2 separate regions of the Homo sapiens genome follow, and region 1 is linked to region 2. A link is an interaction called in ENCODE POLR2A ChIA-PET data of the cell type or tissue named here. Cell type or tissue: HepG2. All regions are shown on one strand. Each heading gives the region's core, and the rest is flanking DNA. Links, peaks and the distances in the headings are about the cores only. Region 1 overlaps LINC00673 (long intergenic non-protein coding RNA 673). Region 2 overlaps LINC00673 (long intergenic non-protein coding RNA 673).

Region 1 (5,376 bases), core at 165-5,164, 58 kb after region 2:
CCTGGCCAAGAGGGATGGATTATGAATGGTGCTCTGGAGAGGGGGCCAAATTTCTGCACTGTAAACCTTCACCTACATTTTCTAGTGGACCTCTACATCTGTTGTCTGCACCAAACAGCATCCCTACCTTTAGGAAAACTATCTCCCGGTGTCTCATGGCAAAGGGCAAATGAGTCTCTCTGAGCCCTGGTTTTTGCAGACTCAGCCTCACAGGACACAAACCTGAAACGCAGTTGCTCACACCCTGTGTTTACTTTTATTTCCAGCCACATCTGGAGGCCAAAATTCATAAGTTTGTTGCCAAGCCTTACAACAGTTTACTGAGTTTGTACGTTAAGGGAAGGGGGAAAAAATGCTCTCCTGACTTGTCGAGTGTAAAATGGATGGAGGAATCAGTGGGCAAACCCTAAACCCCAACCATGTTTATTAACATCTGCGGCCTGCCGGCAGACGGGGAAGGCGTGAGCGGGCTATGTTTGTCTTGGAGGTTTTAGCTCAGAGAGCTCCATGGTGTACGCTCTCCATATATATACAGCCAGGCATCTTTTTAACCCACCAGAGACCAGGAGAGGGAAACAAGGGCTGTTCAGAAGCGGAGGAGCCCAGGTCCGATAGGGGAAGAGCAGGGATGGGCACTTGGCCGTGTTTACAATCAGGGCAGTGCAGTGGGTGGGCCGATTCTTGTGACGTACTTGAGGCTTAAAAAACGATCATAAATCTAATGTCTGTCAAACAGGGCTGGCATTTTCTTTTCCTTTCACAACTACGTTTTGTATGACCAAAAAAAGAAAACCAAAAAAAACCCACTTTTTTTTTTTTTTTTTTTTTTTTTTTAACAAGGAACCCTCAAGACTCTCATGAAGAGCATCTCTCTATCTAGTGTCCACAGTTGGGGTGGAAGCCCTGCCAGGAACCCATTGAGTGTTTTGGTGGAGGCCGTAATCTCTCTCTGCTGGAGGAAGGTGTCGCCATTCGTGTTTATTTATTTATTTATTTATTTATTTATTTATTTATTTATTTTTGCATTTTCACAGAGACATTGGAGTGGGAATGGCCACACCGAATGGGCCAAGACCTGAAGCCCTGTGTTCAACAACTTGGTTTTTACCAGGGATTTACCCAGTTTGCTTTGGGTCAGACGGGAGCACCCCGAGCAAGCCAAGAGCTCCTTTAGTTTACTGTCCTTCTGCCATGAATATAGCAGGAACCAAGGGGCAATTCTGTAAGGCCCCAGGATGGAGGGAGGATGTGCTGTTTGTGGCCGCCAGCCACAGACCCTCTGCCTAGGGAGAAATGTGCTGGGGATGTCCTTTTAGCAGACGGTTTGGCTCTCTGGTACCTCACGTCTGAGGTGAGCCCGCCAAAGAAAAGGGCGCTTTTTGTGGTCAGAGCCCAGGGCTTGGACGAAACCCTCGGACAGAGGCAGTATGTGCCCGGGGGAGGCGTGGCCTACCAAGAAGGAGAAAAACCCCCCTGTCTGTGAGGAGCGTGGCTGCCAGGCCTCTCCACTCAAGGAACAGTGAGTGACTGTTGGAAAGCTTGGCCTGCCCCGACGTCCAGGTGTGCCTGGCCAGTCAGGTGTGTCATCGCATGAAAAGCACGAGGCCGTGTGTCCGCCGGCCCCATCGCCACCCACCTCTGCCCACCCTTGCCAGAGCTTTCCAGATACCCTGGGAAGTTGACCCTCTGCTCTTACGCAGGCTGGGTGGGGTCAGGGCTTCCCTCCCCCACCACCCTCACTGTACCAGATCTTCACGTTCCATTTTCCACAGTGGGCAGCGTCCCAGCCAAGCTGTGAGCTCTCGGATCTGAAGAGCTCACTGCTTTTCAGGGCTTTTTTCCTGGCCCCTGGCCACACTTAGCTGCTAGGTTATTTGGGCAGGATTGTTCAAGGGTGTGAAACCAATGGGGCCAGAGTGGGAGGTTGGGGCTCAACCCAGTGGGGTGAGATTTCCCTGTGGGCTTCGGGTTGGGGGCACTGACACATCCCCAGCAGGGCCTCCTGGAAGAAACCCAGCCGCTGAGATGCCAGTACTTTTCCATGGGTGGGTGGGGCGGGGAGGAGGAGGACTTTGAGCCCCAGTGACCTGGCCGCCCAGGGATTTTCCAGGCTTGCTTTGGGGAGGTTATCCCAACTAGGGACTAGGAATCAGGAAGCCTTCATTTTATTTTGTAAAATTGTAACCAAGCTTCGCACTTATGATAATAAAATGCTGGGTGGACGTACTGGAGGTCCTCATCAATGCCTTCCCAGAACCCTCAAGACCACGAGGGGTAAAGGTGCCTTAGCAAGATGAGTTATCTGGTAAAGGCAACATCTCATGATTTTTCCCTTTGCTTCAAAATGTACTGTCGTGTTACTGAGCTCGGTGGAAGGTGCTAGAACAAGGACTGCTCTCCAGGGCTCTCTGTGTTTCTCACCTTACCTCGAGGTCATGCCTGCAGTTTGTAAAAAGGAGTGTTCCCCAGCCTGTATCCTCATGGGTCTTGTGTTCTCCCGAGTCTAATTATTTTTTTAAAACATTTTCAGAATTTCCGCTTTCTACGGTGCGGCTTTGGAGCTGGGGTCCACCCCAGTTCTGCCTGGGGTGCAGCCAGCACGCAGCTCCCTAGGTTCATTCATGCAGCTGACTGTATCTGTGTCAGGCATCTGCTTCATGTCATTTTCTTGGAGGGGCCTTTGCAGTTGCTGTGATGCTGTTCCCACCCCCATATCATTCTACTTTGCAGAAACTTCATGATTTATAACTGAATGTTTGTGTTTACTTGTTTTGACCTGTGTCCCTCTGGAATACACACCACACAGGCAGAGGCGAAGCCCTAGCTCCCAACATAGCATCGGCCACGCCATCGATGCCCCATCAGGATTTGAGTTAATACCTCCAGAGTGGGAGATGTGTGGCAAATTAAACCCCAACTGCTGTTGGGAAGTTCTGCATTTTGGATTCCTACATCCCTGCGACTCTGATTTATACTTGGCTGCTTCTAGGGAAAGGAGGATGAAAGGGGATTGACATTTAACATTGAAACCTGATTATTTACCTCTCAGACTTACAGCATGCTCAGAGCTGTGGGATTATGGAGTATTTATTTATTTTTATTTTTCATTTGTAAAAAAGGTAGAGGCTGGGCGTGGTGGCTCACGCCTGTAATCCCAGCACTTTGAGAGGCTGAGGCGGGCAAATCACGAGGTCAGGAGTTCGAGACCAGCCAGTTTGAGATCAGCCTGGCCAATATGGTGAAACCCCATCTCTACTAAAAATACAAAAATTAGCCGGGTGTAGGTGGTACGCACCTCTAATCCCAGCTACTCGGGAGGCTGAGGCAGGAGAATAGCTTGAACCCAGGAGGCAGAGTTTGCAGTGAGCCAAGATCACACCACTGCACTCCAGCCTGGACAACAGAGCGAGACTCTGTCTCAAAAAATAAAAAAGAAATAAGGTAGAGACAGGGTCTTCCTATGTTGACCAGGCTGGTATTGAACTCCTGGCCTCAAGCAGTCCTCCCACCTCTGCCTCCCAAATTGCTGAGATTACAGGTGTGAGCAAGCGTGCCTGGCCTTATTTATTTTTAAATTTTTATTGGTAAATTTATTTTAGATGGAGAAAAGAAATGCAAATAGGATCATGTGTTCTCACTATTGGTTGTTATTGTTATTGGCAGAGATGAATAATTAATTATGGCAGTATTTTTCTTAACCAATAAATTGCGGTCTTCTGCTTCTTGGCAGTGTCTGAAAGTAGTAGGTTCTGATTTGGTGTTAGTATAAGTCCCCAGTTCCTTCTGCTGTTGCCTGGGTGAGAGGTGGCCCCGGGCACCTCAGAGGCTACTCATTGTGTGACCGTGTCAAGTGGACACTTTCTGCAGATGGGCTCAAAAGGCTCACGTGTTTTGTCACTCATCACAGTATCGCTTTAAACTGAGAGCCTGGTTTTGGTTATGAATTCTCAAATGCCTAGAGGTTGGGAACTTTGGAGTCTTCTCTAAGTATCTTCTGGTTGAAGGGCCTAGTTGGTATGAATGTCTACACAAGAGGCCCAGGACATTTTTTGGGAGGACAGTATGAATCTTGCAGGCCCTGAGGTCTAGAGAATAATGGCTGGGCTGGGAGTTTTAGGCTTGGCTTTGCTTCCACCCCAAGGCTTTCCTTTACCCCAAAGTTGGGCACCCATATTTCACTGATCCTACGTAACCATAGACACACACACACACACACACACACACACACACACAAAACCCAAGGTACAAATATCCAACGTATACAATTTGTAAAGATGTAAATAAGGCAAGTGTCTATCTGAGGCTCCTAAGCCATTTAGTGGTCAAAGTTACAGCCTTCAGTTCTCTCAACAATCTCTTGACCACATGATGTGAAGTTTTGCCCGTTATTTATTGGAAACGGCCTGGCAGAATTGGACTCTTCTACATCTTTCTACATACAAGATGCTGGAATAATCTCCATCCCTATACTAAATGGAGGATATTTTGGGAAGTGAGGTTTCTTTTCTTTTTTTTTTATTTTTTTTGAGATGGAGTTTCGCTCTTTTTGCCCAAGCTGGAGTGCAATGGCGCGATATCAGTTCACTGCAACTTCTGCCTCCCAGGTTCAAGCGATTCTCCTGCCTCAGCCTCCTGAGTAGCTGGGATTATAGGCACCCACCACCACGCCCAGCTAATTTTTTGTATTTTTCATAGAGACGGGGTTTCACCATGTTGGCCAGGCTGGTCTTGAACTCCTGACCTCAGGTGATCCACCCACCTCGGCCTCCCAAAGTGCTGGGATTACAGGTGTGAACCACGGAGCCCGGCTGGAATGGGATTTCTTAAGGTGAAACTCTGAAATGTTTTACATTCATCTCACAACAGAAAAAGATACTTAGTTCTGGACCATGCCTTCAAGAGGCACCCATCTTAACAGAAACAGAAACATAGGCCTACAAGTTCTTGTAATACAAACCCAGCTAGAAACTTACAAGCCATGAGAGTTGGAGGCAGACGATGTGGATCTCTGAACAGCCCGGTAGAAAGAGTTGAATGTATACTAAATGATACTGGAAACCAATAGTCCTAAGCTTGAACTGATGCCTACATTAATTTGAAATTCTACCTATTTTTTTTTTCTGAAACATTTAAGGCAGTTAGCATACCCAATCTCCGCCTCCTCAGTTATAAACTTGAACCTTGACTTGTGTACATTCGTAAAACTTTGCTTGCACGTGTCTTGGTTTCATGCATGATTCTACAGCCTGTATATGTGCACTGTGGAGTTGGGCTATGCTGAGTTTCTGCATTTGACTGTAAGCCCTTGGAGGCAAGGCATGTGTTTATTCTTTGCTCCTTTATACACATGCCATAGTGTGCAAAGTGATACTCCTC
Region 2 (5,376 bases), core at 116-5,115:
AACTTCTGGTGGACGCATGTTTTCATGTCTCTTGGGTAAATAACTCGGAGTGGAATTGCTGGGTCATAGAGTAGGTGTATGTTTAATTTCATAAGAAACTGCCAGACCTTTTCCAAAGTGGCTGTACCTACTTACACTCCCACCAGCAATGTCTGAGAGTTCCAGTTGCTCCAGTCCTCATGGTGGAGGTGCTGACACTTTGTAAAATTGCAGTCATTCTGGTGGGTGTGTAGTGGTATCTCACTGTGTCCTTACCTTATTTTATGTGTGTTACCTCTGTCACTGCTGAGACCAAGAGTCACATAAAATGGCAGGAGAGGAATTCTCACATAAAGTAGGATGTACTGTGCCAAGTTAGCTCAGTTTGACTTCTTGTTTTTTTTTTTTTTTTTTTTTTTTTTTGGTGGGGAGGAGGGGGGTCAGGGTCTTGCTCCCCAGGCTGGAGGGCAGTGGTATGATCATAGCTCACTGCAGCCCTGACCTCCTAGGCTCAAATGATCCTCCCGTCTCATCCTTGTGAGTAGCTGGGACCACTGACATGCGCCACCATGCCTGGCTCATTATTTTATTTTATTTTATTTTATTTTTTGTAGAGGTTTCTTTTTCCTATGTTGTCCAGGTTTGGCCTCCCCAGGTGCTGGGATTACAGGTGTGAGCCACTGCGCCCAGCTAGTTTGACCTCTTGAGGACTTTAGAAACCCCCCTTTCCCTTAGACTATTAGAGATTTTTAATTCCATGTTTTTCCCTCTCTTGTGGATCTGTTCTCCCCTCAGAGGATACCCAACTCCATGGCAGAGCCTACTACTTTCACGGTCATGTCCCCACTGCCTGGTTCTGAAGGGAGCACGTGAGTGCTTTGCAGGGCTTGGTATGGGTGCAACTTGTTTCTGTGATTCTGGAATCAGCCTCACCAGACTTGGCCCATGAGGCCAGGACCTCTGATTGACCACCTGGGTCCCATGTCCAGCAGAGTGAGAGACGTATAGTAGGTGCTCAATAAATATTTGAACAAAGGGATAAGTAGAATTTCCCTTTTTCTCTCTTACAAGTCATTTATTCAATAAACGTTGTCTCAAGGTTATACGGTGCTAAGGAAGGCACTCAGAGCACTTTAGGAGCTCTGATAGAGATAGAAGGTGAATACGAGCTTGATTGCCGGGTAGAAAGAAGGTGGTAAGTGCTGCAAGAGACACAAGGGAATGACATGCACCCTGAATCAAGGTCTGCACGCTGTCACTTGGCAGCTGTAGGACCTGGTCATGTTGCTTGTCCCCTAGGCCTCCATGTGCCCATCTGTGCAATGGGATAGTAGTGGTTTGCACTGTACAAGGTGGTTGTAGAAGTGAGAGCCTCTGCCTAGAAAGCCCTTAGTATAGTGCCTGGTACGTAATGACTGCTCAAGGAAGGGGGAGCTTTTAGTTACAGACATGTACGATCTGAAGAAATGAAAGGCATTGAACTTTGGTGGGTAAATTGGGTCTTTTCCAGCAAAGGTATAAATCCTTAAAAGCCAAGATCATATTGTTTGATTTCTCTGGGCTCTCTGCTGGATACAGTGCCAAGTCCATAACTGTATACCCCATGGACACTCTATGTTAAATGGAGATTAATGTGTAAGAGGTGTTTTTTTTTGTTTTGTTTTGTTTTTTAATTTGGAAAAGAAGCTTAAAGACCACAATGGGTGTGGCATTGGCTCGACCCACAGATCTGCTTAGTCTCAGACAGGCACTTTGAACCAGTCTTTTAAAATTGCGTCACAACAACTGGTGCTTCATAAGGATTTGATGATATTCTTGGACATAGGATATGGAGTTCTCTTCCTGTCCAGCCTCGGGCTATGAGGACTAACCCTGCTAAGTCTGATCTCTTCTTAGGAAAGTCAGGAGGATTGCAAATAATCACCATGACATGCCTATAGGGGACTAGCCTGTATAAAAGAGAGCGTCAGAGTCTTATTTCTAAGAATAGGAACGAGGAGGGAAATGGTGAGTGGATGTGAACTAGACAGGTCACCCGGCAGTCGGCTCTTTCTTCCTAGAATGTCCAGTTCACGTCTGTGTCGCCTCTAAGGGCTGCATGGATCAGAATCACCCAACACTGGATCCTCACCTACCTGGCCAAACCAGTCCTGACTTTGCTTCTTGTTCAGGGACCCACAGCACGATGCTAACAGCTGGACCTGATGTCAGAGGCGGAGAACTGTCTGGATTTCCCTCCCAGCCTCCTCCTCCAACGCCCTTTTGATCCAAGATTGAGTAAGAGACATTGGCAGATGCTGAGAAGGACAACCCAATTGTTTTAACTTGCAGACCGAGGGGGAGATGGGTTCCAGTCTGCACATGACTCGTGCACAGTCCCCCCACCCCACCCTGACTTAGAAAATTCCAAACCGACTACAAGACCAGAAACAAACCACATGCCAGTCGCCCCCTTGTCTGTACACACATGTGGAGTTCAGAGCCACCCTTGGAGAGAGGCTGCTCAGGCTCAGCTCCCTGTGCTGGGCTTTCTAGATCTAGCTCTGTTCGGGGGAGTTCTTAGCCCGTTTTCTGGGGTTGCTGCCGTTTGGATGCAGGGTGTGATTCTTAGGGGTTAGGGAGAGGACCACCCTGGTAAAAAGCCAGGTTAATGGGACAATCTTCCATGCAGCTTGGCCCCCTCCATTCCCCTGTAGCTCCTCGCTCAGCCGCACTCTGAGAACAGCTTTTGCTCTGTTTCCTGGTCTCTGAATGCGGTAGCTGTGTCCCCGGCCTGCAACGAGGGCATATCATGTAACTCCTCCCGGCTTCATTCCTATGCAGGACAGGTAGGCTGCAGGCTCTAACAAGCCGCCAGCCAGGCTCCACTGAGGCCTCGGCACCGGTGGAAATTTAAAAAAAAAAAAAAAAAAAAGAGCAAGCAGTGGGGAGTGAGCGAGTGAGGGAGAGAGGGATTATTTTGTTTCAATGTGTTTGAAAGCGGGATCTGTGGCCAGTTGGGGTTTTTTTTTCCTCCCCCCGTTATTTACACAGTCTGTTCGGAGACACACTAGGGCCTGTTTGGATTGGGTGTTTGCTCCGGAGACAGGCCAAGTATTCCAGCACTGCGCTTTGGCACTGCCACCTCGGCGGCACCAGGAGGCCCAGTCGGTCACAAGACCTCACGGGGCCTCCTTGCTCTCTGCTTATCCTCCTTTCACCTCCTCTCCCTTCCTCACCACTGATCCCAGCCACCTTGGGCGGCTGGGGAGCGAGGCTGACCGCTAAGTGGACCTGACCTTCAGAATGAGGGCTTTCTGAGGCAAGGGCAGGGAGGGGTGTGGCTCGTGGAAGACAGAGAGAAGGGTTGGGGTAGGGACCCAGGGATAGATCTCTAGAAGGGTCTGGATTCCCTAGGGGCCTGCGATGAAACTTGCACTCTGTGGAATAGTTCCAGGGTTGAGGAGGTAAGCAGAGGCCAGACCGCCCTGGAAGTTTGCGTAAGGGCTGTTCTCCTGGGGGTGCTGAGCTGGGAGAAGGCTTGCCTGGGGAGGTGGCGGGGCCAGAGCTAGCCAGAGCTGTCCTGCAGGTCCCTGCCATGCTGAGGGTGATGCAACACCAGCATCTCTTGCTAGAAATGCAGACTCTCTAGCCCCAGCCAGACCTACGGCATTGGAATCTGCATTTTAACAAGGGTCCCAGGTATTGTGTGTGTACATTAAAGTTTGAGAAGCACTGCCTTGGGCCCACGTATCCCACAGGCAGTTAGTTTCCTGGCATCCTCATGATGTCTTGAGATGCTTTTGGACAAAGGGATTCTGCAGACCAGTACATTTGGAGAATGTTACAAAATGTACCCCCCACCCCTTGGAAATTGATTTGCTTATGCTTGCTGGTGAAGTCTGTGAGAAGTTCCATAGGAAGAATCCATCTAGTTTGGTTTAACTCAGTGTTTCCCACATTTAACATTTATTTATTTATTTATTTATATTTTTATTTCTTTCTTTCTTTTTTTCTTTTTTCTTTGAGATGGAGTCTCACACTGTCACCCAGGCTGGAGTGCAGTGGCATGATCTTGGCTCACTGCAACCTCTGCCTCCTGGGTTCAAGTGATTCTCCTGCCTCAGCCTCCCAAGTAGCTGGGATTACAGGTGTGCACCACCATGCCTGGCAATTTTTTTTTTTTTTTTTGTATTTTTAGTAGAGATGTGGTTTTGCCATGTTGGCCAGACTGGTCTCAAACTCCTGACCTCAAGTGATCCACCTATCTTGGCCTCCCAAAGTGCTGGGATTACAGGTGTGAGCCAATGCGCCTGGCCCTTATTTATTTATTTTTAAATGGACACATAATAATTGTAGATAAATGTATGGGATACCTAGTGTTGTTTTGATATATACAATGTATATTGATCAGATCAGGGTAATTAGCATATCCATGATCTCAAACGTTTATCCTTTCTCTGTGTTGGGAACATTCAATGTTCTCTCTTGTAGCTATTTCAAAATATATATCATTGTTAACTGTAGTCATCCTACAGTGGTATAGAACACTAGAACGTATTTCTCCTGTCCATCTATAATTTTATAGCCTTTAACAAATCTCTCCCCATCCTTCTTTTCCCCCTGCCCTTTCCAGCCTTGAATAACCTCTGTTCTACTCTTTACTTCCTATGAGATCTACTTTTTCAGCTTCCACATGAGTAAGAACATGAGGTGTTTAGCTCTGTTCCCAAATTTGACTGAGATCATCTCCTACCATTTCCCCCCACCGAGGAGTGAGCGTTAATGTTCTGTAGGGCTGGTGGTGTGTGGCTTCTGATTATTTATTTATTTATTTTTTTGAGATGGAGTCTCGCTCTGTCACCCAGGCTGGAGTGCAGTGGCGCGATCTCAGCTCACCGCAAGCTCTGCCTCCCAGGTTCACGCCATTCTCCTGCCTCAGCCTCCCAAGTAGCTGGGACTACAGGTGCCTGCCACCACACCCAGCTAATTTTTTTGTATTTTTAGTAGAGATCGGGTTTCACCGTGTTAGCCAGGATGGTCTCAATCTTCTGACCTCGTGATCCGCCCGCCTCGGCCTCCCAAAGTGCTGGGATTGCAGGCGTGAGCCACCGCGCCTGCCGGCTTCTGCTTTGAGAAACACTGTTCCTGTCAATCAGTTTACTCTTGGGATTTTCCAGGGAGCTTATCTTCACTTTAGATAAGAGGTCGAGAACATAGTGGTTAACAGGTGGATTTTGGAGCTAAACGAACTGGCTTCTGACCCTTTCTCAGCCCCTTAGTAGGGATGTGACTTTTGCCAAGTTATTTAGCTGCTTTGTGCCTTGGTTTCCCCTCTATAAATTTGGACTTATGATAGCACTTACTAGATGGAGTTGTAGCGAAGTTTAAATCATATGATACGAGGCTGGGCGTGGT

The links. Peaks named below come from ENCODE experiments on the same cell type or tissue, not always from the same donor. Only the 100,000 strongest peaks of a DNase experiment are listed, where the experiment ranks them.
Region 1: POLR2A ChIA-PET joins it to region 2 with 17 read pairs; 6 of 35 experiments call an interaction of 5 or more read pairs at or near these places.

The regions. Positions count from the first base shown.
Region 1 is chr17:72,441,943-72,447,318 of GRCh38, reverse strand. All of the region lies in intron 1 of LINC00673 (long intergenic non-protein coding RNA 673), which reads left to right. Among named protein-coding and RNA genes, the nearest start is that of LINC02003, 100 kb to the right of the region's middle. In HepG2, for the core only: no CTCF peak of the experiment used is centred there; a DNase peak (open chromatin) is centred at 2,088.
Region 2 is chr17:72,499,661-72,505,036 of GRCh38, reverse strand. All of the region lies in intron 1 of LINC00673 (long intergenic non-protein coding RNA 673), which reads left to right. Among named protein-coding and RNA genes, the nearest start is that of LINC00673, 90 kb to the left of the region's middle. In HepG2, for the core only: no CTCF peak of the experiment used is centred there; DNase peaks (open chromatin) are centred at 2,246, 3,006 and 3,506; H3K4me3 peaks cover 2,250 bases.